Regions from separate parts of the Homo sapiens genome. Here all the other regions are linked to region 1. Evidence: read pairs that join two places in POLR2A ChIA-PET (ENCODE). Cell type or tissue: CD4-positive, alpha-beta T cell. All regions are shown on one strand.

Region 1 (5,000 bases):
AGAAAACTTCTATCCTCCCACCAAGACCCCAGAGAAGGGTCTTGCACCAATCAGAGGCGGATCTGTTTACCAGAGAATTAATCCCACCACGTGTGCAAAGTCCAGGCAGAGCCAAGGAAGAAACCACAGGAATGGGTGGGACAGACCCCCCACATGCCACCCAAGCCCCACTGCAACGCTGGACACTGGGCACAGGCACCTAGCTGGGGTCCGGGGTGTCTGCGGAAGGATGACTCAGGGGTTCTCTGCTTCCCTCTAGTGCCGGAGCCTGGGCAACACCAAACCCCCAAATCACGGAGCCACTGAAACGGGCCACCATTAGGGCTGGAAAGGCCAGGCCATGCCGGGAGGGTTGGGCATGCAGGAGGAGCTGGCTCTGCCACAGCCCAGGAGAGGACAGGGGGACCCCGAGCCTGGTCCAGACTGGAAATCTGAGGTGCCTGCCTCCCTTCCCGTTCACACGTGGCCCAGGCAGCATTTGCACCCCAACACACCCAGGGTCAGCACACAGTCAAGAGCACCCCAGCTGACTCTGTCCACAGAGACTCAGGGGTCCAAGGGCAGGAAGAGCCCCAAGCCCGGATCCTGGCCATGCCTGTCCAAGTCGCATGGACCATCACTCAGCCCCTCCGGCCTCTGTTTCCCCATCTGTAAACTAAGGATGCTGCAGAGTCCAACAGATTGCCCCCAAGACAGAGGGCTTGGGCCTCCGGCAGAGTCTGAGAACCCCGTGGTGGGCGGGAGAGAGAAGTACAGATGGTGCTGGGGACACATGCTGCCCACACTCAAAGCAGAACTCGCAGCGAAAAGAACTGACCACGGCCCAGGAGGACTCATTTTCTGAACATAAAGTCGCCTCTGAAAATAAAAACGAAAAAGGCAAATGAGCCCATTTCACTTTCCCTGCTCTCCAGGGGCCTTGCCCCACCTCGGCAGAGACGGACCGCAGCTCTTAGGGTTCTGACTCCCGCCTGGCTGGGTGTGGGAAGGTCCCCGAGGCGCCTGGCAGGCAGGAAGCCAGGCCATGGCCCTGCCTCCCGGGAATCCCCAGTGACTTGTGAGGGGGAGGGCCGGGAGGTCTAGGGACATTCAAGTTCTGTGGGGCAGCCAGCCACAGGACACAGGTCGAACGCCCTCTCTGTGGGGCAATGCCAGGCCCGGAACAGCATCTCCACCTGAACCGGCCCAAACTCCAACTCCTGACCTTCTCCCCAAAACTGTACTGCACAGCTGCCTCCACCCCAGTCAGGGCCAAGCCCATCTCCCATTTCAAAGGCCCAAAGCTCCAGAATCTTCTTGGACTCCTCTTTCTTTCCCAGGTTCTTTAAAATAGACACCCAGAATCTCACTGTATCTCACCAGGGCCGCTGGTGCAGGCAGCACCCTCGTCTCATGCCTGGATTACTGGGCATCCTCTAAGGGCCTCCAACCACCACAATACCCTCGGCAGTCCAGGCTCAACCCAGCAGCCAGAAGCAAAAACACTCTGAAAACAAAAATGCAGACTGACCCATCCCTCCTCCGCTCGGAGCCTGCGTGGTCCGGTGTCACTTGGAGGAATGTAGCAGTGCCTCCCTGGGTCATCAAAGTCCTCTAGGAGCTGAGGCTACCCTGTCGGGCCCTGAGCCTCCCCGGCTGCTCCCTTCCCCTCCCCAGCTCCTGTCGCCTTCTGAGGCATGCTGACCTCCTTTGTCTCTGTCCTCCTCTCAGCACCTCGCTGCAGAAAGCACTGTGATTAGGAGCTGGGACCGGGTCTCCCCTCACCCCCATGGCAGGCATCCCCAGCCTGGCACAAAGCAAGCAAAGATCTGTCAGACAAGCTGACCCAGTGTCCAGCTCCCTACTCTATCCAAATGAGATCAGCAGGAAGGTCCTGATGCCCGCAAGCACACTGCAGAGTTATCAGCCTGTCCACCCTGGACACAAGGTGAAACTGAGGCTAAACGAGGAAAGCTCGAGCTTGGGCCTCCACTCAGTCTGTGATCAGGCTTCTACCCTGAGACAAAGCTGTGCCCCTTGGCCCAAGGCTTCCAGAAGAGGCTCCCCAAGCCCAGCAGCGAGCCAGGGTGAGAACTCATGCTCGGAGAAGAGCCCCCGCCACCCAAAGGCTGCTTTCTGTTTCAGCAGACAGGACAAACAACAGGTGCGGCACGGGCGCCCGCCCAGGAGGGCCACGGTGCAGCCCACGCCTGGCTCCAGATGAGCTGCCAAACAGGAAGCCTTGTGGGGGGGCAGGGGGGCGGCGGGGCCACCACGAGACACCCTGAGGGTGAAAACGTGACGCCACAGTGTTGGGGGGAGTCACTTCCTCCCAGCCCCCATGCCGCCTGGCTCTGACCTCAGCTTCTGCCCCTGCCCTGCGGTGCTCACCCTGTGCCCGCCACGGCGACCTGCAGCTGGCCTGTCACCCTGGGCCTGGGCTGCTCGCTCTTCCCCAGAAGCCAACAGGGCCCATTTCCGCCATCCTCAGTGGAGCCTTCCCCAGCACGCCCGCACACGTGTGCGTGCGTACACACACACACACACACACACACACGCCATCACCTGCAAACAGCTCCTCTGGCTTTGTTTCACTTTGTATTATAAAATAATAAAAGACTCCCAAGAAGTTGCAAAAACAGTACAGAGAGATCCTGTGTACCCTACCTCCTCCATCCCCCAAGGGCACATCAGAGTAACTAAGGACATGAGCAAAACCAGGACACTAACCCAGGCACACTGCTATGACCTGGACTGCAGGCCTTCAGCACGCTGCATCATCTTCTACACACACCAACATTCTTACATGTCATGTGTAGTTACACACAAACTGTGAAGCTTTATCACACACACAGACACATCTCCCCACCACTGTACTCGAGACGCGGAACTGTTCCGTCCCCACGCAGGCACTCATTCCGCCAGCTTCCTGTTTAACTGCACGCATCACCATGTGGGCCCACGAGTGCACAAACAGAATGTGAGCACGAGATCGGGGACCGTGTCTTTCTTATTCAAAGGATCCCTGGCACCAGGTCTGGCATACAGCAAGCACTCAATAAACACCTGATGAATGAATGATGCTGGGAGTAGCTGTCGACATTCTCCCCAGCTTGTGCATCCCATGCTCTCAAGGAGACAGACATCTTCCCATCACTGCCTCCCCAGTACGTCCTCTTGCTCTGGGGACCCAGGTGCTCTGTCCAGGCCCCGTGGTGTGCACACACCAAGGCCCCGTGATGGTAAGGGCAGCCATCTACTACCCAGTGGGCACCAGAGACCTTCACACAAAGGACGTAGGGGTCCCTGAAACTATACATGCAGTGGGGCAGGCACATGCCTGGGAGAGGGTCTCACGGTCATCATCAGTCTCGAGGCCTTGTGCTCTGAATCATCCAAGAGCTGCCATCTAGCCAGAGGGAGGCGTTGAGTCCTTGTGGGAGGGACAAGAGTCTCGCAGCCCACAGCTCAGGCCCCACCATCCTGGGATGTGTGAACTCAGCAAGTCTCTCAGTTGCTCTAAGCCTCGGTTTTGCACAGGTAATCAATCAACAGACCCTGAAGCAGGGCCGGCAAGAGATGCGTCACTGACAAACCGTGACTTCCCAGGGCCAGGCCCTCCACACACAGTCAAGTTGGCCCTGTAGGGAAGGCAGTGTGACCGTTCTCACTCACAGATGGGGAGGAGCCTGCAGAGACAGGCTGGGCCTGGCCTTAAGCCCAGGCAGACCCCCAGGGCTCTTGCTCCTGGATACAGCCTGTACCTGACACTCCGGAGTCCGAGGAGCCTGTCTTCTCATCTCAGAGCCCCTGTGGTGGCCGTGTCCTGTCACCCAGTTGTGGCCAGTGAGACTTAAGTGGAAGCCTGTTGTGGCCTCTGTGAAAACTTCCATTTTTCTGCTAAAAAAGACAGAGGCAGTTCGTACTGGCCCTTATTGTCCTTTCTGCCCTGAACGTGGGTGGGATGTCTGGAGCCGTGGCAGTCATCTTGTGACCATGAGGCAAGGTCCAAGAGACTCACAGATACTGGTCCTCATGCCACTAAATCCAGGGGACATTTGGCAATGTCTGGAGACATTTTTGGTAGTCATGACTTGGGCGAGGCAATGCTACTGGCTTCTAGGGGTGGAGGCCAGGGATATTCCACCCCCTTCAAACGTTCTATAATGTACATATGAGGCACTCTGTGAACGGGAGTCAAGGCCACAGCCAGGCCCCCTTAACAGGCAGGGAGACCCGCACCCAGGGAAGCAGCTGGCCCTTCAAAAATAACCCAAGGAGAGGCTCTGGGTGCAGCTAGTCCCAGGACAAACCTCTGCTCCCGGTGCCCTCAGCCCAAGAATGGACAGACACCCCTTGACACAGGGCACCGTTCCAGGCCAGACTAAGCTCTGCCTGGACACAGACCCTCTCCAGACTGCTGCACCTCCCCTCCCACCGGCAGGTGACAGACACACTCAGCTGGCAGACACCCTTGGTGGGCCACGGCCACCGGCTCCTGCTGTGACTACCACGTGCTTGCCACTGCCGAGGAAGGCTCCTCCAAACCGCGGACAGTGGCCACATACAGTTAGGTCAGAAATGCACAGGTGAGTTAGGTCTCACAGAGCTTGTTCAACTTAAAAAAAGGAAAAGAGGCAAGGAAACTCCGGCAAATAGCATAAAGTGTAAAGTTCTTTGGTAAATCATTCTAAACTAACATTTAAGACCCAGCCAGGCGAAGAAGATTCCACAGGGTCTTGCCTAAAAGCAGAGCTGTGGGATCTTCAGAGTTGTCCAGGGCAAGGTATAAAAGGTCGGGGTCAGAAAGTCAAGGAAGAGTTCAGCCAGGCACGGAAGGGGTTAACTGGTGGACAACCCTCAGCTGCCTGGGCTCCTGGCTCCCACCTCCCTCCATGCCCTCAGCCAACAGCAAGTCGCTGCCAGCCCAAGGCCGACAAAACTGGCCGCTGAGTCAGGCCCGGCTGTGCTCCCGGGGCCTGATTGTTCACAAAGACAAAAGGGACGCTGACGGCCCAGCT
Region 2 (5,000 bases), 75 kb before region 1:
CCCACAGGACCTGAAGCCTGGTCAGTCTGACACAGAAGATACCACACTCAGGCAGTACCCACCAGTGTCTCTACATCTTGATATGGTCTATGGCTAAAAATGAGACAATTCTTAGACCCATAGAAGGATTCTACTGAAGGAGACTCTAAAAACCTTTTAATCTGATTTTAGTTAGTCAGATGAGCAAAAAGAGGCCCAGAAGGATCAGGTGACTTGTCCAAGAACGCATAGCCAATTGCCTTAAATGGAATGATGCTGTTCCATTCAGCTCCTCCCCGTGGCCGGAACAGATCTGATTGAGTAGACTACAGCAGTATCCACTCTTGCCCTCTCTTGCCCTAGTTGTAAGACCCCCAGTTTTCAGGGGGTTGCATGGCCACCCAGAATAAAGACTACATTTTCCTTGCAGTGAGGTATGGCCACGTGAAACAGGGAGGTGAGCAGAAGTTTTCTCAAGTGTTCTTTAAAGGAACAGGGGACATCCTTCTCTGTTCCTTCCTTTTTCCTGGCTGGAAAGAAGATGTGATGGCTGGAGCTCACGCAATAATTTTGGACCCTGAGGATGGCAGAGTCATGAGTCACCCTAAAGACTTTGTGGAACCTCCTCCTGGCCCTGGAATGCTGCCCCGGACTTCATTTTTATAGGAAAGAAAAATATGCCAGGAGAATCCCGTTTCTTTTTTAAAGAGCGATTGTGATTTCTGCTTGTTTTGTTTTCTGCCCCTTGTAGCCAAACCTCATTTAACTAATAAAGGAAAATATTCAAGTGACAGACCTTCTGGGGAGAGAAAGATGTGATGTTTCAAAGACAGCTTCTAGTAAAGGCTCAATGCCAGCCTCCCCCTCCACCATGACTGCTGACCCTTCTAAGATCCCACTCTGGCCAGCTGCTGCCAAAATATGGCAGAAATTGTGCCAGAAAGTGCCAGAAATGGTGCCCTGTCTGCATAATCCAGGATGGTTCACCCCCAACTCGGCCCTCCCCGTGCCTCTGAGTACCCCCAGTGGCCGGATGCCAGCCACAGGACCATATCCAAATCTCTAACCACAAGGGGGGCGGGAAATGGAGGGTGCGTTCTGGGCCTCCACCTGACACTCAGGGGCTTGTTACTACAGAGAGAAAGGATCCTGGAGCCATCTAAGAGTCCTTGCCACATGGGGGCTCGACAGCTGTTGGGCAGACATCAACTTGATGAGCAAATCCCCTTCTTGTCCCCTAGGCCGAGGGCTATACTTCCCCAAACTCATCCTCCTACAAAGAAGCAGATATTGAGATCAGGGTTGTACCAGAAAATCCAGGCCCTCTGGTGTGTCCATCCTTTCAGAGGTGCAGGGACTAGCTCAGATCTCGGGCTCTGCAGTCAGACGGCCTGGGTTCAGATCCTGACACTGTCTCTTATTTAGCTGGGTAGGTGCGTTCATTTCCTGGGGCTGCTGTAAACTGCCACAACTTCAGTGGCTTAAAACAGCACAAAGTGATTCTCTTACAGTTCTGGAAGTCAGAAGTCTAAGATGAGCTAAAATCCAAGTGTTGGCAGGGCTGCACTCCTTCTGGAGGTTATGGGGAAGAATCCATTTTCTTGCCTATTCTGGCTTCTAGAAGCCTGCGTTCCTTGGTTCATAGCCTCTTCCTCCATCCTCAAGGCCAGGAAAGACTGGTCTTGTCTTCCTCATTCTGACACAGACCCTCCTACCTCCCTTTTCCACATTTAAAGGGCCCCTGTGATTATACTGGACCCACCCAGCAACCCATGATAACTTCCCTCTCTTAAAGGCAGCTGATCGGCAACCCTAAATCTATCTGCCACTTAATTCCCCTGGCAAGGAAGGTAGCACATCACAGGTTGCAGGGATTAGGACATGGACATCTTTGGGAGCTATTACTCTGCCTACCTCAGCAAATTGGAAACAATTTTACCTCTCTGAGTCTGTTTCCTCACCTCTAAAAAGAGAATAGGAAATATCTAGCTCCCATGGACATTGCAGCAAAGAAAAAATAAATGGACCTGAAGCAAGGGCCTCAAACTGGGCACCCACAGGCTCCACTCAACCAAGGAGCATGATTCGCCTCCCATCCAATCTCCATGAGTTGCTAATATTTTTTAACTGGCAAATTTCACATTAAAATTCAGATTTCCTGTTTCTCTTAACTCGTAGGAGGCTCTCACCCACTGGATCTGCTTTCTGGGGTGTTGACAATCAGCTGTACTGAGCCGTGGCTGCCCCTTTGGGATGGGCCGTGGTTCCCCAGTTCACCACAGTCCCCACTTTTCCCTATTGTCTCTCCCTCAGTCCACTTCTTCCAATTACACACCCTGCCTGGCCCCCAGAGGGAGCTCGATTTGGGACATTTGCGAAGAAGCATTGGCAGGCAGAAGCAGCTTCATAAAGGATAGTTAATATTATTTCTATTCACTAAGATCCATTAACAGGGCAATTCTCAAGTTTGGCTGTGCATTAGAATTCCCTAGGGAACTTTAAAAACTGCTAGTGCCCAAGCCACACCTGCATGAAATACACGGGAACTCTGGGATGAGGCCCGGTTCAGGATTGCTGCAGCTCCCCAGGGATTCTGGCCAGGGCATTTTCAGACGCTCCCTGGGAGCTAGAGCTCAGGCAACGTGGAGCAGACGGAGCTCAGGTGCAAGGCTGTGGGGCAGAACTCGCCTCCCCAGCGTCCCCCCGCAGGCAGAGAGGAAGAGAGGGCCAGAGTGTGGATTGTGAAACCACTAATGAAACATGCCAGGCTGCAACAATGAGCTATGGCTGTCTGCACATCCGCTTCCTGCTGTGAAGAGCTGAGGGGCTGCCCGGACACTTGTGGAAGCTTTCAGAACTCAGTGAGTCCTTCACAGAGTGGTGGGGGCGAGTCCACAGCTTCCTTTTCTTCTCTCTGTACACTCCCAGGATGTAGGGACCTGTGAGGCCCCCCGGCTGCTTGTGCAGTGATCATCCTCCTCCTGCTCTTTATTCCAGAGATGGGAAATCTCTGCTGCACGGGTACCTGAAAGTTCTGGCAACTCGGATGCAGGATCAAAATGTGGTTCCATTGTTGGCGATGAACCATAAGCCATACCATTTATCATTATTTATTATTATTAGAGAGAGGGTCTTGCTCTGTTGCCCAAGCTGGAGTACTGTATTAGTCCATTCTCATGCTGCTAATAAAGACATAGCCAAGACTGGGTAATCTATAAAGGAAAGAGGTTTAATGGACTCATAGTTCCACATGGCTGGGGAGGCCTCGCAATCATGGCAGAAGGCGAATGAGGAGCAGTCACGTCTTACATGGCGGCAGGCAAGAGAGCTTGTGCAGGGGAACTCCTATTTATAAAACCTTCAGATCTTGTGAGACTTATTCACTACCACAAGAACAATACGGGGGAACCCATACTGTTCAGTTATCCCCCTGTGATTCAGTTATCTCCAGCTAGCCCTGCCCTTGACACATGGGGATTATTACAATTCAAGGTGAGATTTGGGTAGGGACACCACCAAACCATATCAAGTACAGTGGTGTGATCACTGCTCACTGCAGCCTTGAGCTTACAGGCACAAGCAATCCTCCCACCTCAGCCTCCCAAGTAGCTGGGACCACAGGTGCCCACCACCACACCTGGCTAATTTTTAATTTTTTCGCTATGTTGCCTAGGCTGCTATTGAGCTCCTGGGCTTAAGCAATGCCCCTTCCTTGGCCTCCCAAGGTATTGGGATTACAGGTGTGGTCACCGCTCCAGCCCCCATTTATTAAGTGTATTGAACAAATATTTATGGAACACCTGCTGTGTACCAGGTGCTATTCTAAGTGCAAGGAATAAAAGGGATGGAGTCCTTGCCTAAAGGAGTCAGTGAAATACCAGGTGGCACAGAGGGTGTCCATGCTGTGGAGGAAGGGCAGCAATGGGAGCAGGGAGCTCTAGGAAGAGGAGGGTGAGTTAATCATTTCTTAAGGGGGTGGTGAGAGAATTTGACAACTGAGCAAAAGGAGAGAGTCTTGTGAGAGAGGGAGGCCAGGCAGGGGACAGCAAGGGCCTGGGGTAGGGGTGGAAAGGGTGCCTAAGGACCATAAGCCACGCTGGCTCATGGGACCCTGATCCAGGATTCCAACAGGTGCTCACCTAATCCCTAAGCCCAGGCTCTGACCCCCACGCTCAGGTGGTTTTGCTCCATCTCTGCTGAAGTCTAGGTTGGCCCCTCTGCAAGTTCAGAAGTACTGCAGTGGCTGCCCTGGTTAGCGCCCGCCCCGAGGTCCCACCCAGTCCATCCTGCAGCCCTGTAGGGGAGAGGCAGAGGCTCAGAGGGTACAAGCCACTGGCTGGGAGGCCGAGGGGCCTGGATAGGCCTTGCTCTTGTGCCATCCAGCATCGTCCTGGCTCTTGCATTCACGAAGTGTCCCTTGGAAAGAACAGCCTGGGCAGCCAGAACTTCCTTCATTACTCCCTCGCAAGGGAGGGGGACAGGCGAGGCCCAGATGCCTGCCCTCTTCCAGACAGTCCTCACAGAGAGAATGGTCCCCCCAAGCAAGGATGTCTCCGTGATCCTGGGGGCAGGTCCCACCTCTGGGGGTGCATAGCCCAGGCCCCCCGGGCCCACTCAGAAGGCAGACACCTGGGCCAGGGCAGGGGACTGTTCCCTGTTGGCCTCCGAATTCTGGACAGCTGGCTTTTGTGGGGAGGCTGCAGGCCCCAAGCCCATCCCCCAACCTCACCCACCCAAGCATCACCCTAGAGACAGAGGGGAGATCCGGGAAGTGTGGCAGCTGCCACTCCATCTCCACCGGCCAGTGCGGCCACCTTGGACTCATGTGTTAAAGGAAATGGTGAGGGCAACCCCGAAACGTAAATCCTTGTTACCGGCTCCCAACCCACTGCAGTTTAGTTTCCAGGGCAGGAGAAGCTAAACGACCCCCACTCCAAACCCCCACTGGGCACTTGGCCAGCACAATTGTGCCTGCCCTGGAGATTAGGGGAAATGGAAACAAGACGGGAGGGAAGAGAAAA
Region 3 (5,000 bases), 53 kb before region 1:
TTTCTTGAAGGGATCTCACTCTGTCGCCCAGCCTGGAGGGCGGTGGCATGATCATGGCTCACTGCAGCCTCCACCTCCTGGGCTCAAGTGAAAGCAACAAAGGGCTGGAGGTGGTGGGGACGGGAGAGACTTGGGCATCTGCTGGCCTGGAAGAGGGCAGGACAGGAGCTTAGAGGCTGGAGACTCGGCTGCCCAGGTGCATGTCTAGTCACACTCATTCACCTCCTAGCCCTCTGGAGTTTCTGGTTCTCCAACCTCTCTGCCAGTCTGATGACCCCACGTCATCACATATCACCAACTCTTACCTGATAATCAGCCACCCACCCAAAAGCACACTTTTTTTTTAAGACAGAGTCTCGCTCTGTTGCCCAGGCTGGAATGCAGTGGTGAGATCTCGGCTCACTGCAACCTCTGTTTCCTGGGTTCAAGCGATTTTCCTGCCTCAGCCTCCCGAGTAGCTGGGACTATAGGCATGCGCCACCATGCCTGGCTAATTTTTGCATTTTTAGTAGAGATGGGGTTTCACCGTGTTGGCCAGGCTGGTCTCGAACTCCTGACCTCAAGTGATCCGCCCGCCTAGGCCTCCCAAAGTGTTGGGATTACAGGCGTGAGCCACTGCAACCAACTTTTTTTTTTTTTTTTTTTTTTTTTTTTAAGATACAGTCTTGCTCTGTGGCCCAGGCTGGAGTGCAATGGCGCCATCACGGCTCACTACGGCCTTGACCTTCTGGACTCAAGTGATCCTCCCACCTCAGCCTCCCGAGTAGCTGGGACTATAGGTGCAGACTACCACGCCTGCCTAATTTTTTCTTTTTTTGTAGAAACGGGGTCTCACTATGTTGCCCAGGCTTCGCTCAAACTCCTGGGCTCAAGCAATTCTCCCACTTCAGCCTCCCAAAGTGCTGGGATTATAGGCATGACCCACTGCACCCAGCTACTTTAAGTTTTTTTGTAGAGATTGGGTCTCACTATGTTGCCCAGGCTGGACAGTCATTTTAACTCCACCAGGTGTCCTGCCTTCCACAGGCATTCCTTTGTCAAAGTCAGAATCAAGCCCTGAGGTTGTACCATCACATCACCCTGCACCTGGTCACTTCTCACAGCCTCCCGCCCTCGTCATGTGAAGCCACTGACACCTCTCTCCTCCTCACCTCCTCCCTCTTTCTGCCCTTACACCCTAGTCTTTATTTATTTATTAAGACAGAGTTTCACTCCTTTTGCCCAGGCTAGAGTGCAATGGCATGATCTCTGCTCACTGCAACCTCCGCCTCCTGAGTTCAAGCGATTCTCCTGCCTCAGCCTCTCAAGTAACTGGGATTACAGGCACACACCACCATGCCCGGCCCCACTCTACCACTCTAGTCTTTAAAACACAAGGCAGAACAATCTCATGGGCCCCGTTGTCCCCCGTCTCACTCAGTCAAGTCCAAAGCCCTCAACAGTGCGGCACAGGCCCATCCCGGCCCGACCATCCCTCCCCACGACAGCCCCTCCAACCTCATCCCGCCACACTCCTTCTTGTTCACTGCCCTGCAGCCACACTGGCCACCCTGCTGCCGCCCCTGCCTCAAGGCCTTTGCACTGGTTGTTCCCTCTGTTTGGCACATCCTGCGCCCAGGGCCTGGCTCATTCTCTCCATTCAGATGTCTGCTCAAATGTCACCTCCCCAGAGGCCTTCTCTGACCACCCTGCCTAAGGCAGGCTCCTGTCCCATCCTCCTCCTGCCCTTTACCCGGTTTAACTGTCTCTGGCGTCCTTCCACCTGACATAGCATAGACAGCACGTGCTTGTGGGTTTATTCCCGGCATGGCTGTGCAGATGGCCCAGCAACTGGCCTGAGAAGGCTTCAATAAACACTGGCTGAACAAATGAAAGAGTAGGTGAATGAATGATTGAGTGAACGAGTAAGCAGATGAAGACCCATCCTGAAGACTCATCCAACCCTAATTGCTCATGAGTGTTGCCAAGTTGCCGCTCTTGTGAGGGGCAGATAAGAATGTGGTTTCCAAAGTTCCGGTTCCTCTTGAGCAGCGGAAGCGCTCCCCTGTGACCTCTGCAGTGGGAACAGCAGCATCCCCTCTCATAGCCCCGCAAAGACAAGGCTCCTGGGCCTCCTTCTAAGGGGCAGCAGGACTCGGGGTGCCTGGGGAGGTCAGGCCTGCATCCCAACACCAGCACTGTCCCCATGGGCTGTGCGGGCCCGGGCTGGTTACCTGACCTCTCTGTGCCTTGGTGTTCTTATCTACAAGATGGGTACAAAGAGGATTTACGTGGCTGCAGGGCTGTTGTGAGAACTGAATACACTCATACGCAGCCAGGCTGAGAATGGTCCCCCGTGAGTGCTCAGTAAGCAAGAGCAAGCATCACCACGTGGCACCATGGAGAAGGGTGGTCTTCCATTATCTCCTTCTCTTTCTTGGGGCAAGGCGAGGCATGTGATTGTCCCCATCTGGAGCTTGGCCAAGCCAGAGCAGGGGATGTGACAGAGCCCTCAGCATGGTGACATCCCGGAGTTTTGACTATGGGGCTGCAATAGCCACAAGTGCACTGGTGTGCCATGCGGATGTTTCACCTTCGGGGTCTGCCTGGGATGAGCTGCCATCCCCCCTTCTTTGCTGCTGAGGCAGTCAGACCTGAATTGTCTCCACCCCACTGCCAGCTTCACTGAGGAGGAAAGAGAAAGAAAAGGAATGCCGAGGCCCCCAGACAGGAGGCCAAAGATACACAGCCCTCTGGGAAAGGGGGAGGTGGATGCCCAGAGGTGAGGAGTGCTGGCCTGGGGGACTCCTTCGGGGGGCTCCGGGGCTGGCTAGCTGCGGGTGCTGGGCCCAGCCCTGGGCTTGTGTGCCCATAGGGACTGTACCTTCCACATGAGGGGACGTGACCAAGCGGCTGCAACCACACACCTCCCGGCCGGGGCTCGACAGAGCAAGAGGGTCATGAGTATTTCTCACAGAAGGTGAAGTGTGCAGACACAGTGCCATCTGTGGCCTGCACGCTCTCCGGGCCCCTCCAAGCCACCCCCTCCGTCCTTTCTCAGGCCGGGTCCACCCTAGAAACCCAGTGTGTTGGCAGCAGTTTGCCCCAGATGGTCCCTGCTGCTCCCAGCACCTCAGCTCACCCGGCCATGCCCCAGCCTCCAGTGCACTTCATCACCTGCCCTAGAAGCAAGATGCTGAGACCTCGAAGACTGCACTCAGACCCTCAGAGCAAAATATTCGCAACTAATGTGCCAGCAAATTTCCCAAAGCCAAGTAAAACTTAGGATCCAGCAACCCTCCAGTGAGTCCCGAGCAAGGGGCTCGATGATGTGGTTTTGCTCTCCCTCTCCTCAGGCCACTCTGGGCAGGCAGTTTGTCACCGGGAGAGATGACTGCCCCCCCTCACTGGAGCAGGACTGGTGACCACACTGGCAGCCAGATGTTGGCCCAGCGTCGTAAATGATGCAGGACGGCTTATCGGCCACAGGAAGCCAGAGAGCCAGGCTGCAGCCACACAGAGTGAAGAAACAGGCTTGTGGGAGAGGAAGCTGCCCAGCCTCGGTTATGCAAAGTATACGGGGGTGCGGGGTGGGGAGCGGGGGGGCTCTTCCTCTATTACATAATTATCTCTGCATCCCTGCTGGAGGGAGGCTTGCACCTCAGCTGCACTTCCGAGTCACTTGGGGTGTCGAGTGCCACCCTAGGGATTCTGGCACAGTTGGTCTGCAGCATGACCTGGGCAGGAGGGTTTTTTAAAGCCCTCTGGATGATTCTAGGAGCAGCCAATGTTATAAACACAGGCTCCAGATTTAGAACACAGGCTCAGGTTCAGGAGCAGAGCTTCAGCCTACAGGTCCTGAGGGATCCCACCCAACTGCGAGGATCACAGAGACTAAGCTGTGAATAGTGCCCTGGAGTTGTGCAGTTTACAGCCTGTGCAACTGGACACAGCCGACCTGATGGGGGGCAGGGGAGAAAGTGAGCATCCAAACTACTTTGTTGGTGAAGAATGACATGGAGGTGCAGGTTCAGACCCCAGTGCTGCCACCTGTTCAGGGAATTTGTACTCGGTGCCTCCTGTGTACGGGCACTATGTACCCAACCTGAGTCATGCAGATGATATTTATGGGAGGGAGACAGAGAGAAAACAAATAATCCCGCACACAAATATATAATGACACATTTAGTAAAAACAGGCGGCAGGAAAGAGCAAGGGAAGTGTGGTGGGCAGAATAATGCCCTCACCCCAGTCTTAGAACCTGTAACTACTCTAGGCTGCTCGGCGAAGGGGAATTTGGGCAGCAGATGGAACAGAGGTTGTGAATCAGCTGGCCTGGAGATGGGGAGATCATCCTGGACCATTGGAGAGGGCCCAGTGTCCTCACAGGAACCCTTCAAAGTGCAAGAGGGAATGGGAAGAGGGGCGGCAGAGGGAAGACTCACCCCGAGGCTGCTGCCTTGGAAAGGGAGGAACCGAGGACCTGAATCCTGCCAACCACCCCAATGAGCGGGAAACAGGTGCTCCTTTGAGCTTCCAGAAAGGGGCACAGTCTGCTGACACCTTGACTTGGGCTCACTGAGACCCTGGACAGAGGGTCAGTGGAGCCCACCCAGACGCCTGACTTAAGGAGCAGGTGAACTAATCAAGAGGTACTTCAGGCCATGGCACTGGGGGTCACGTGTGATACTAGCAAACAGAAAACACACAGTCAAAGCCTCAAGCGAGAGTATGGTCTAGTTTGGGGGTAAGAGAAGCCTTCCTGAAGAAATGGCATTTGGGGTAAGACCAAGAGGAAGAAGAGAAATGAACTTGGCAAAGTAGGGAGGCAGAGAGAAAAAAGCGGGCCAGGGCCCTGGGCAGGAAGAAACCCACTGTGAGCAAGGGAGGGAGAGAAGTCCAGTGCGAGGCACTATTGCACGCTACCAGCCTCAGCTTCCTTGCCTGTGAAATGGGATTATAACAGCATGCCCTCATTGGGAGAATGAAGTGGGCTGGGAAATCGTACAGCAAAGTAGCTA
Region 4 (5,000 bases), 97 kb before region 1:
TTTGTAAAATAATTGGCAGAGTGAGAAGAAACATAAAATCAGATAAGGCAAATGTGTACCTGTAAGGAATTTGTACTTTTTCATAATGCCCAGTGATTAGTGAGTATTTCCCTTTTGCCAGTTGACAAGATTTTTCCACCCTCGAGCAGCGTGAGAGATGCCTCTTTAACACTTGAAATTCATTTCTATCTGGATACAGAGGCAGATTTTTCTTCATTGCTTAGTTGAGCAGTTTGTTTTGCTGCCAACCTGTCTCCACCCCTGTATTTCAAGATCATTGATAAGCCCTAAATTCAAATTCTTAAGATATGGACCTTTTATTGAAAATATCACAAGTTCAGAATCCCTATACAATGTGAATATGTGGAAATAATTTCCCAGCAGGAAGAGCATTATATTCTCTTTGTACCAGCAAATTAATTTAACTCAACTCACATGAGATTTAAATTCTGTGGGCTGTAGTATGCCATCATTGTGACTGAATTTGTGCAATGGTTTCTTAATTTTTTTACTGTTATTTAAAGATGTTTTACATAATTCAATAAAATGAAATGACTTAAAATTGCTATATTTGTTATATGTCAGCATTGGTCTTTAAAAACATCTTCTTTGTCTGGAGAGAATGTGGAGAAATTGGAACCGTTGTGCACTGTTGGTGGGAATGTTAAATGGTGCAGCCACTGGGGAAAGCAGTATGGCAGTTTCTCAAAAAAAAAAAAAAAAAAATGGAAATAGCATTAGTATCTGACCCACCAATCCCACTTCCAGATATACCGTATACCCAGAAGAACTAAAAGCAGAGTCTGAAAGAGGTATTTGCACACCTATGTTCATAGCAGCATTTTTCAAAATAGTCAAAGATGAAAACAACCCAAATTCCATGGACGGGTGAATGGGTAAACAAAATGTGGTATATACATGCAGTGGAATATTATGTAGCCTTCAAAAGGAGGGAGACCCTCACACATGCTACAACATGGGGGAACCTTGAGGACGTTATGCTGAGTGAAATCAGCTAGTCACAAAAGGACAAGTATTATATGATCTTACTTATAGGAGGTATCTAGAACAGTCAGAGTCATAGAGACAGACGGTAAAGTGATGTTTGCCAAGCACTGAGGGGTGAGGGAGAATGGAGAGTTAGTGTTTAGTGGACACAGTTTATTTGGGATGAAGAAAGAGTTCTGGAGATCAGTCATGGTGATGGCCACACAACAGTGTGAATCTACCTAATCATTCCACTGAACCATACATTTAAAAATAGCTAAAATGGTAAATTTTATGTTGTGTTAGTCCTTTCTCACATTGCTATAAAGAAATACCTGAAACTGGGTAATTTATAAAGAAAAGAGTTTTAATTGACTCATAGTTCCGCAGGCTGTACAGGAAGGATGATGTTGGTATCTGCCTGGCTTCTGGGGAGGCCTCAGGAAACTTACAATCAAGGCAGAAGGCGAAGAGGGAGTAGGCGCGTCACATGGTGAAAGCAGGAGCGAGAGAGGGGGAGGCGCCACACTCCTCTGAACGACCAGATTCCTTGAGAACCGCCACTGTCATGAGGACAGCACCAAGCGGATGGTGCTAAATCATTCCTAAGAAACCGCCCCCGTGATCCAGTCACCTCCTACCAGGCCCCACCTCCAACACTGGGGATTACAATTCAACATGAGCTTTGGCCAGGGACAAATATCCAAACTATATCATGTATTTTACTACAACCAAATGTATGTTAATTTCAAAAACAGATAACATAAATATGTTTGAAAACGCAAGCCAAGTTGGTATCTAAACACTGTTTTAAATAAATAAATAAAACTCCTAGGCCGGGTGCAGTGGCTCACTCCTGTAATCCCAGCACTATGGGAGGCCGAGGCAGGTGGATGACCTGAGGTCAGGAGTTTGAGGCCAGCTTGGCCAACATAGTGAAATCCCATCTCTGTTAAAAATATAAAATTTAGCCGGGCGTGATGGCAGGTGCCTGTAATCCCAGCTACTTGGGGGGCGGAGGCAGGAGAATCACTTGAACCCGGGAGGCGGAGGTTGCAGTGAGCCGAGATTGCGCCACTGCACTCCAGCCTGGGCAATAGAGTGGGACTCCGTCTCAAGACGAAAGCTCCTATAAGCACACTTTTATAAATAGTTGCAGTGTTTCGTGTGTGCAACACCTGTTGAGATGTAGAACAAAATTCAGATGAGATGATCAATACCTACTCAGTTACGTGCGTGACTCTCACCCACACCTGGCAAGAAGGTGAAACACCTGGTCCTCAAGTGCAGTTAGTGCTTTTGATACCAAAATAGATGCAGTGACAATAGTGCCCGCAAGAGGGCAGTCGCTTCTGTCTTTTCCGATATTGAGACAGGTTCACTATTCGAGAGTAGGAAGCACGGAAAGTTATAGCAAAGTCTTGGCGATTTTATTAATTCCGCGATACAGAACGAGAACATTTTTTCCTTGGCAAGGAAGAGAAGGGACCTTTGCAAAACCTGGGAGTGAGGACACCAGTTGGCTCTGAGTTCGTGAATGCTTGGTGAGTGACATGCTTTTGCTTAAAATAGTTTTGAGATCCAGCAGGAAATAATTCCGGAATGTACACCTCTTGCACAGTGTAACATCTCTGTTTTGCAGGGAGGGGGTGTTTAAATTACAACATTGTTTGACAACAGTTTTACTATATAAAGGATGGCTTTTAAACAAACCTAAGACCTGGCTGATGCATGTTAACAGCCTCTATTGTTTGAGATCAGTCACTGAAAAGGCTGGATGGGCGTGATGAAACTGAAGTCATTTTATATGATAAAGTTTGACAGCCTACCTTTTGAAAATGGCAAGATATTTTCCAGATATTATTTCCAGTATAAATGTTTAATTTTTTTTCTGATAACCATTGAATAGTCCCTGTAAATGCATTCTTTATGACTATTAGTCACTAAAGGGCATTGTTAGTTCTGCTTAAATATGTTCCATTCAAGCCTCGGGACATTTGGCTTATCAAATCGACTTTCCGCATCTCCTCATGCTTTCACTGCAGTTTATTTTTAATTGACAGTATCGGATAAACACAGATTTTAAGTTTAAGGAGTGAAATGCTCCTCAACACGATGGATAAGTGAGAGAGAGTCAGGTTGCATGTTCACTGCCCCCAATTCCTAAAGCAGCCTAGTTTATGCTATTTTTAGTAACTTTTGAACCATTTCCAAGGCATGGGTGTGATTATGAACCTGGTTCCTTTAAATCATTATCTTTTAAAGTATGCATAATTTAGCATTTTAAGATGCATATGTTTATTTTTCTGTGCATGGCAGATAGATTACTGTATGGGATGCTCACTGCGCTTTGTCAGGACAAAAAGTGCCATCAACAAACTTAATTAGGCTGGGTCTGGTGGCTCATGCCTGTAATCCCAGCACTTTGGAAGACCAAGGTGGGCAGGGTTGCTTGAGTCCAGGAGTTAAAGACCAGTCTGGGCAACATGGTGAAACCATGTCTTTACAAAAAAAAAAAATATATATATATATATATACACACACACACACACACACACACACACACACACACACACACACACACAAATTAGCCAGATGTGGTGGTATGCACCTATAGTCCTAGCTACTCAGGGGGCTGAGGTGGGAGGATCACCTGAGCCAGGGAGGTTGAGGCTACAGTGAGCCTTAATGACCTCACTGCACTTCAGCCTGGGCAGCGGAATGAGACCCTGTCTCAAAAAAATAAAAAATCTTAATGGAGACCAGGCACCCAGCACTTTGGGAGCAGAGGCAGGAGGATAGCTTGAGCCCAGGAGCTCAAGACCAACATGGGCAACATAGGGACACCCCATTGCTACAGAAAATAAAAATTTAAAAAATCAGCTGGGTGCAGTGACAAGTGACTGTGGTCCTAGCTACTCAGGAGGCTGAGAGGAGCTATTAGCAGCCTTTCTATATGAACTCTGCAGCCAGCTTTCATCCACTGTGGCACAATTAAAGAGTTTTTTTGTTTGAGATAGGGTCTTGCTGTGTCACTCAGGCGGGAGCGCAGTGGTGCAAGCAGCCTCAGGCACTGCAGACTTAACCTCCTGCTTTCACAGATGTTCAAAAAACCGGAGATTCTCTCAGTAGCCAGGCCCTTAGCATTTTATTCTGGGTGGTTCAACCCAAAAGAGCAATTCAGCATCTCTCTGCTGGCCTGTCACCCAGTCTTTGTTCCAGAGCCTCTGGAAGTGACACATGACCCATGCTGTGGAATTTGCCAGGCCTCCTCCACGGAGTGACCAGCACAATTGCATGCCCAGGTGACATGGGAGGGGAGCCAACGAGACCCCAGGTTTGCAGTGGCCAGGCAAGGCCCGGGGGACGGGAGGGAGGCAGCAAGAAGACTTGGGGCCTGACTACACGGTTTCCTCTTCCACCTGGAGGCAGACGCGGTCACGTGGAGTGTGGGCAGGATTCATCAACTCATCTGTCTGACTCTGAGAGTTTGTTTGGAGCTTGTTTGGTCTTATATCTGGGTAATATTCCACCTTTGGTGATACGGACCCATTTCCAAATAAGAGCAACTGGTGCTTTTTAAAAATTAGCCTTACCATGTATTGCCATGAGTAGGATGACTTCAGACGTTTGGATGGATGGATGCAGACAGGTAGATAGTTCCTGATAGATATGTTTTTTTAATTCCATAAAGAATGAGAAATCAGTCGTGAGAAGGCGAGGCCTCCACTTGGGCAAACAGAAGTGAGTTTCCTCACGCAGCTTTTGAGCTCAGTGAAGTGCAAAGCAGAACTCTTCTTAGTGCAACTTTCCAACAATGCATTGTTTTACATATTTTTAAGTCTTTAAAAAACTTTTCTGAGATATAACTTACATACAGTAAAATTCCCCCTTTTAAGTATCTATGAGTTTTGACAAATGAATGGTCACGTAATCACCGCTTCAACCAAGACATGGGGCACCTCCATCACCCCAGGCATCCCACTGTGCTCCCAAAATTAGAACAGGGATCC
Region 5 (5,000 bases), 83 kb before region 1:
GTATTTGCATTGACCAGGACAGGGTCATCCAGGGGCCCAACTCTGAGAATGTTCCCGACCTGTCTGGAGCCATGCCCCCTCCTGCTCTGCTCCATCCTCCCGCAAAGCAGCAGCCGGATGAAACAAAGCTCATGTTTCACCAGGCCCCATGGTAAATGCTATTGGAACCCCCAAAAGTTTTCTGAAGACTGGGTTTGTTCTTATTACTTAAGGTTGATCTAATCCATCCCAAGACTTGCATTGCTGAAACAGACTGTAGCAGAAACACATGATTCTCACCCATTTAGGGATTTTTCGCACGTCCAGACACATGACAGTTAGCGTATTAGTCGGTTTTCACACTGCTGATAAACACATACCCGAGACTGGAAAGTAAAAGTGGTTTAATTGGACTTACAGTTCCACATGGCTGGGGAGGCCTCACAATCATGGCGCGAGGTGAAAGACACTTCTTACTTGGCGGCGGCAAGAGAACATAAGGAAGATGCAAAAGCGGAAACCCCCGATCAAACCGTCAGATCTCATGAGACTTATTCGCTACCATGAGAACAGTATGGGGGAAACTGCCCCCATGATTCAAATGATCTCCCACCATGTCCCTCCCACAACACGTGGGAATTATGGGAGTATAATTCAAGATGAGATTCAGGTGGGGACACAGAGCTAAAGCATACCAGTTAGTAAATGACAGTAGAGAAGCCCACTTTCCCATAAGTCAGCGAGCCTGTCTTTATAAATGGCTCAAAGGTTTCCTTCTAACTAAAAAAAGGGGAGAAAAAAGGGTCCCTTTTGTCCCTGACATATGAAAGCCAGCATTTTCTGAGGCAGCTGCATTCCCTGATTGGGGCCGAGGGCCGGACCCTGGGCTCCTCCCTTCCTTGACCCTCCCTGCCCGCGCCAGGCCTCGGGTTCTCTGGGAAATTGAATTGGATCCTGGTTTCCCATCAAATCCAGCAACTGCCCATCAGCTCAGGATGCCTTCCATAACTATCTGTAGCATTTGCTCCCCAAATTTACTTAAATAATTTTAAAAGAAAACTCTACTGTTACCAAAAATGGAAAATCATTTTCTTAATAAGCAGGAGGGATCCCCCAAAGTGAATGCATTGAACCCTCCTCGTGTCTTTAACTTCTGTTGGAGGCTGGGACACAGGAGGCTGGCTGCCAGTGGAGCCTGCCCGAGTGTGAAAGTCAGGCTCACCCCTAAATAAGAAACCTCTTTGTAATCACAAGGATTGGAAAATAACTGGAAAGGGCAGACCTGCCTCAGCTCGGGACTCTATGTTTTTAAGTACTGTGCCCATGCACTTCCACAATTCATCTTGCAAGGCTGCAAGCCACTTAGAAATGAGTGCTGAAAAAACAGAAGCCTTGAACGTGAGGGATGCGGGCTACAGGGCGTTTCTGTCCAGCCACCTGCACGGCCTTCATTCAGCTGAGGTGTCCGTGAGCACTGCACAAGAAGTACCAATTACAAGGCCAGTCCAGGGCTCCGGAGTCAAATTAAAACTGTGTCCCAGTTCCTGCCCCACCGCTAGGTGACCTTAAGCAAGGCCCTAGACTTCTGGGAGCCCGATTTCCTCAAGCCAATCAATACACGTTAATTGAATGCGCTTCCCAGCTACCAGGGAAATGGGGAGGAGAAAATGTGGTTTTCACCATAAGGATGCCGAAGACCTCTCCTTGCCCTCTCCTCCCCCTCTCCTCCCCCTCTCCTCCCCCTCTCCTCCCCCTCTCCTCCCCCTCTCCTCCCCCTCTCCTCCCCTTCTCCTTCCTGTTTCCTTCCTGTTGCTTGGGGTCCTGCAGAGCAGGTGCCCCCTGGCCTGTGTTACAGGGCTTCTCTCAGAGGCATGCTGGGAAGCAATGGCTTTGGGGGGACCCCTGTTTGTAGCATTTGCCATTTCCATGCTGGCAGATTTCCTGCTATCCAGAGGACGCACAGGAATGCACGTCCAGACCTAAAGCATTTCCTTCCCCCAAATGCAGCCGAGGTGGCACCCCAAGAGCCTGGGGAATGGTGAAGTGCAGTATGCTAATTAGGGAGTGAGGTGTCCTGAGGAGCTATTATCTCTGTTTTTAATGTAATTCCTTTAATTACATGTTTGTATCATTTAATTTTAATATTGGCCATATTTAACAACACATATGCAAATAATCTAGCCATCAGCGTTTGTAGGTTCACTGGCAGGAGCCGGGTGGTGCACACTGTGGCCTGCTGAGCCTGCATAGACAGAAAGTTCCACAGTAGCTCCCCCGACACAGCCCAGGGCAGGGGCTCAGGCAGCGCCTGCACTCCGTGTTCTCCCTGCCTGCTCTTGGTTGCACCTTCCGGTGTCACTCCAGTCTTAGTGGGGCTCTCCTCTCCTGGTGGCACAGAGGTGGACAACAGTCCCAGGGGTCCCAAGGGATCCTTGGGGATCCCAGCTGAAGGTCTCTGGCCTCTGGGTCCCAGCGATGTCCTGAACCAGGGGCCATACGGTGCTTGGCTTGGCCGGCCCTGACCACTCCCCTCCCCTGGGTCTGGAGGTGGAGGGCAGCATTATGTGGACTAGAGCTGGGGGCAGGTGTCCCAGGGAACATCTGGTGGCATTAGGGAAGAGGGGGCTGTGACTGTCCGGCAGTCAGAAACATGGAGGGTCCGCCACAACCTCAGAAGCTCCTGGTCAACTGTGCAATCCTGTTTCAGCATTCTGTCGGAGGCTTTACAATCTCGAGATATTTTTAAACCTTTTGGTGCTTGGGGTTGTCAGATTTCGGAAGTAATACACCCTTGTTTAACAGGGGAAACAGTAATATTCAGCCCTGCATGAGAGTGAGGTAATCACCTCCACAGCCCCTTCCTCCCCCACTTGCGGGGGGCTCCTTCCACGCCCCGCTGCTGGCTGTGCTGACTCAGACACACGTGCACGGTGCAGGGGTTGCTTTGCATTTGCTACCGTAGACCCAAAACACACACAGGATTCTGCACCTGGCTTTTTTTCACTGCACAGTAAAGCTTGGGGTTCCCTACCAGAGAGAGCCCTGCAAACAGGAGGGTTTGCTCTCACTAAACCGGAGGCTGGGAGCCTTTTCATTCATTGCTCCTTCTGAAGGCGTAGAAAAGCAAAGATCTCTTGAGATTTCTAAATTTGGTCAGAGTGTACAGGGCCGTGCAGGGTGCCTGTGTGCTAAAAATATCAGCCCGGGTCTGGGGTGATGGCTGCGCGCTCAGAGAAGGGGCTGTGGGGAAGATGGCTGGAGGCGTACCTGGGGTCCCAGACAAGGCTGCCTCAGCCTCCTCCAAGGGCCTGGGCCTCCCCACACTGACATCCATGCTGCCAGCCATGCGTGCGGCACAATCATGGCTTAGGGAAGCTGCCCCAAATTGAGTAACCCTTCACCTGAGGTCCTACACCCAGGGGTTGAACACCACCTCGGGATTGGGATCCTGTCTAGGATTCACCCGCACCGATATTTACTTATTTCCAACTCACTTTTTAAAATCAAATGCATTTATTTTAAAATAAAATCTCACAGTGCTACAGTACACGGGAAACCCATATCACTTGTCTTAAATGGTAATGATAGGTAGACATCATATATCTCATATATAAAATTATAATAGGCCAGGCGCAGTGGCTCACACCTATAATCCCAGCACTTTGAGAGGCCGAGGTGGGCAGATCACCTGAGGTCAGGAGTTCGAGACCAGCCTGTCCAACATGGTGAAACCCCGTCTCTACTAAAAATACAAAAATTAGCTGGGCATGGTGGCAGGTGCCTATAATCTCAGGTAATCGGGAGGCTGAGGCAGGAGAATTGCTGGAACTCAGGAAGCAGAGGTTGCAGTGAGCCGAGATCATGACATTGCACTCCAGCCCAGGCAACAACAGCAAGACTCCATCTCAAAAAAAAAAAACAAACACCAAAACAAAAATACAAAAATTAGTTGGGCGTGGTGGTGCACACCTGTAATCCCAGCTACTTGGGAGGCTGAGGCAGGAGAATCCCTTGAACCCGGGAGGTGGAGGTTGCAATGAGCCGAGATCACGCCACTGCACTCTAGCCTGGGTGCTATAGTGAGACTCCATCTCAAAAAAATAAAATAAAATAATAATATTGTTATTACTGTTATTAACATTTGTGGGTGTTTGCTCTGGGTCAGGCACTGTTCTGATACACTAGCATGTTAACTGGTTTAATCCTTGCAACAGTCCCTGGGGGAGGTCCAGGGTTGGTGCTCCCTAATAGCCTCATTTTAGGAAAGTAGTTTAGGGCCTCAAAAAGACACATCGCTGCTAAACCAAAGACAGGGACCACTGAAATCGTAGTGAAACACCTCTGGTGGATTTTGGATCTGAATTTGCTTCTGCATTTGCTTTATTCATTCATTCACTGATTCCCTCATTCATTTGTTTGGCAATGTCTGCTGAGAACCCACTCTGTGCCCCACACTGGGAAGGCGGAGAGTGGGTCCTGTCCCAGCCCTCCTTAGCAGGACTGCAATGGGGAAGGCTGCATTAACCAACAGGCATGGTGTGGTGGGCACTTCGGAGCTACAAGATGGGTGAGGAACAGGGTGTTCACCAGCCTAGGCTAGGAGGGTGCTGCTGGGTCAAGTTTCTAAACTTTTAAGGATGAAAATAGGTGAAATTAGGGAAGAAAGGAGGAGGATATGGGTGAAAAAATGAAAAAATGGGTGAAGCAAGTTTCATGTCTTCATTGGATACCCCTATTGTTAACATACTGGAAGAAGAATTTAACCTCATTTTCCTTATCTGTAAAATGGAAACAATGGTACCAGCTTCAAAGCATAACGCCAGATTTTTGTTTTGTTTTGTTTTTTGAAACAGAGTCTTGCTCTGTTGCCCAGGTTGGAGTGCAGTGGCGCGATCTCGGCTCACCGCAACCTCTGCCTCCTGGGTTCCAAGCGATTCTCCTGCCTCAGCCTCCCGAGTAGCTGGGATTACAGGCGTGGGCCACCGTGCCCGGCTAATTTGGATAACATCAGTTTTAAAACA

What was found. ChIA-PET counts read pairs that join two places held together with the same protein. Peaks named below come from ENCODE experiments on the same cell type or tissue, not always from the same donor. Only the 100,000 strongest peaks of a DNase experiment are listed, where the experiment ranks them.
Region 2: POLR2A ChIA-PET joins it to region 1 with 19 read pairs; 19 of 35 experiments call an interaction of 5 or more read pairs at or near these places.
Region 3: POLR2A ChIA-PET joins it to region 1 with 14 read pairs; 13 of 35 experiments call an interaction of 5 or more read pairs at or near these places.
Region 4: POLR2A ChIA-PET joins it to region 1 with 12 read pairs; 13 of 35 experiments call an interaction of 5 or more read pairs at or near these places.
Region 5: POLR2A ChIA-PET joins it to region 1 with 15 read pairs; 20 of 35 experiments call an interaction of 5 or more read pairs at or near these places.

What each region holds. Positions count from the first base shown.
Region 1 is chr20:57,395,786-57,400,785 of GRCh38, reverse strand. The region is part of intron 3 of RBM38 (RNA binding motif protein 38); the gene reads right to left. Among named protein-coding and RNA genes, the nearest start is that of RBM38-AS1, 5.2 kb to the right of the region's middle. RefSeq lists enhancers at 1-820, 1,795-1,884, 1,862-2,361, 3,937-4,898 and a silencer at 2,135-2,254. In CD4-positive, alpha-beta T cell, CTCF peaks have their summits at 47 and 263 (motif pointing left); DNase peaks (open chromatin) are centred at 995, 2,305, 2,885, 3,495 and 1 weaker place; H3K4me3 peaks cover 3,212 bases; H3K27ac peaks cover 4,683 bases.
Region 2 is chr20:57,471,124-57,476,123 of GRCh38, reverse strand. No RefSeq gene overlaps it. Among named protein-coding and RNA genes, the nearest start is that of CTCFL, 52 kb to the left of the region's middle. RefSeq lists enhancers at 1,036-1,105, 2,116-2,615, 2,616-3,117, 4,789-5,000. In CD4-positive, alpha-beta T cell, no CTCF peak of the experiment used is centred here; a DNase peak (open chromatin) is centred at 2,753.
Region 3 is chr20:57,449,080-57,454,079 of GRCh38, reverse strand. No RefSeq gene overlaps it. Among named protein-coding and RNA genes, the nearest start is that of RBM38-AS1, 59 kb to the right of the region's middle. RefSeq lists enhancers at 1,734-1,923, 1,540-2,040, 1,914-2,058, 1,853-2,147, 2,100-2,599 and 1 more and a cis regulatory region at 1,978-1,995. In CD4-positive, alpha-beta T cell, no CTCF peak of the experiment used is centred here; DNase peaks (open chromatin) are centred at 1,999 and 3,469.
Region 4 is chr20:57,492,734-57,497,733 of GRCh38, reverse strand. CTCFL (CCCTC-binding factor like) reads left to right here. Exons shown (of 11, transcript NM_001386993.1): 11 at 1-568. Among named protein-coding and RNA genes, the nearest start is that of CTCFL, 30 kb to the left of the region's middle. RefSeq lists a silencer at 4,594-4,794. In CD4-positive, alpha-beta T cell, a CTCF peak has its summit at 2,305 (motif pointing right); a DNase peak (open chromatin) is centred at 2,313; H3K27me3 peaks cover 495 bases.
Region 5 is chr20:57,478,875-57,483,874 of GRCh38, reverse strand. No RefSeq gene overlaps it. Among named protein-coding and RNA genes, the nearest start is that of CTCFL, 44 kb to the left of the region's middle. RefSeq lists a silencer at 1-45 and enhancers at 336-535, 2,298-2,517, 2,728-2,777, 2,788-2,907. In CD4-positive, alpha-beta T cell, no CTCF peak of the experiment used is centred here; no DNase peak of the experiment used is centred here.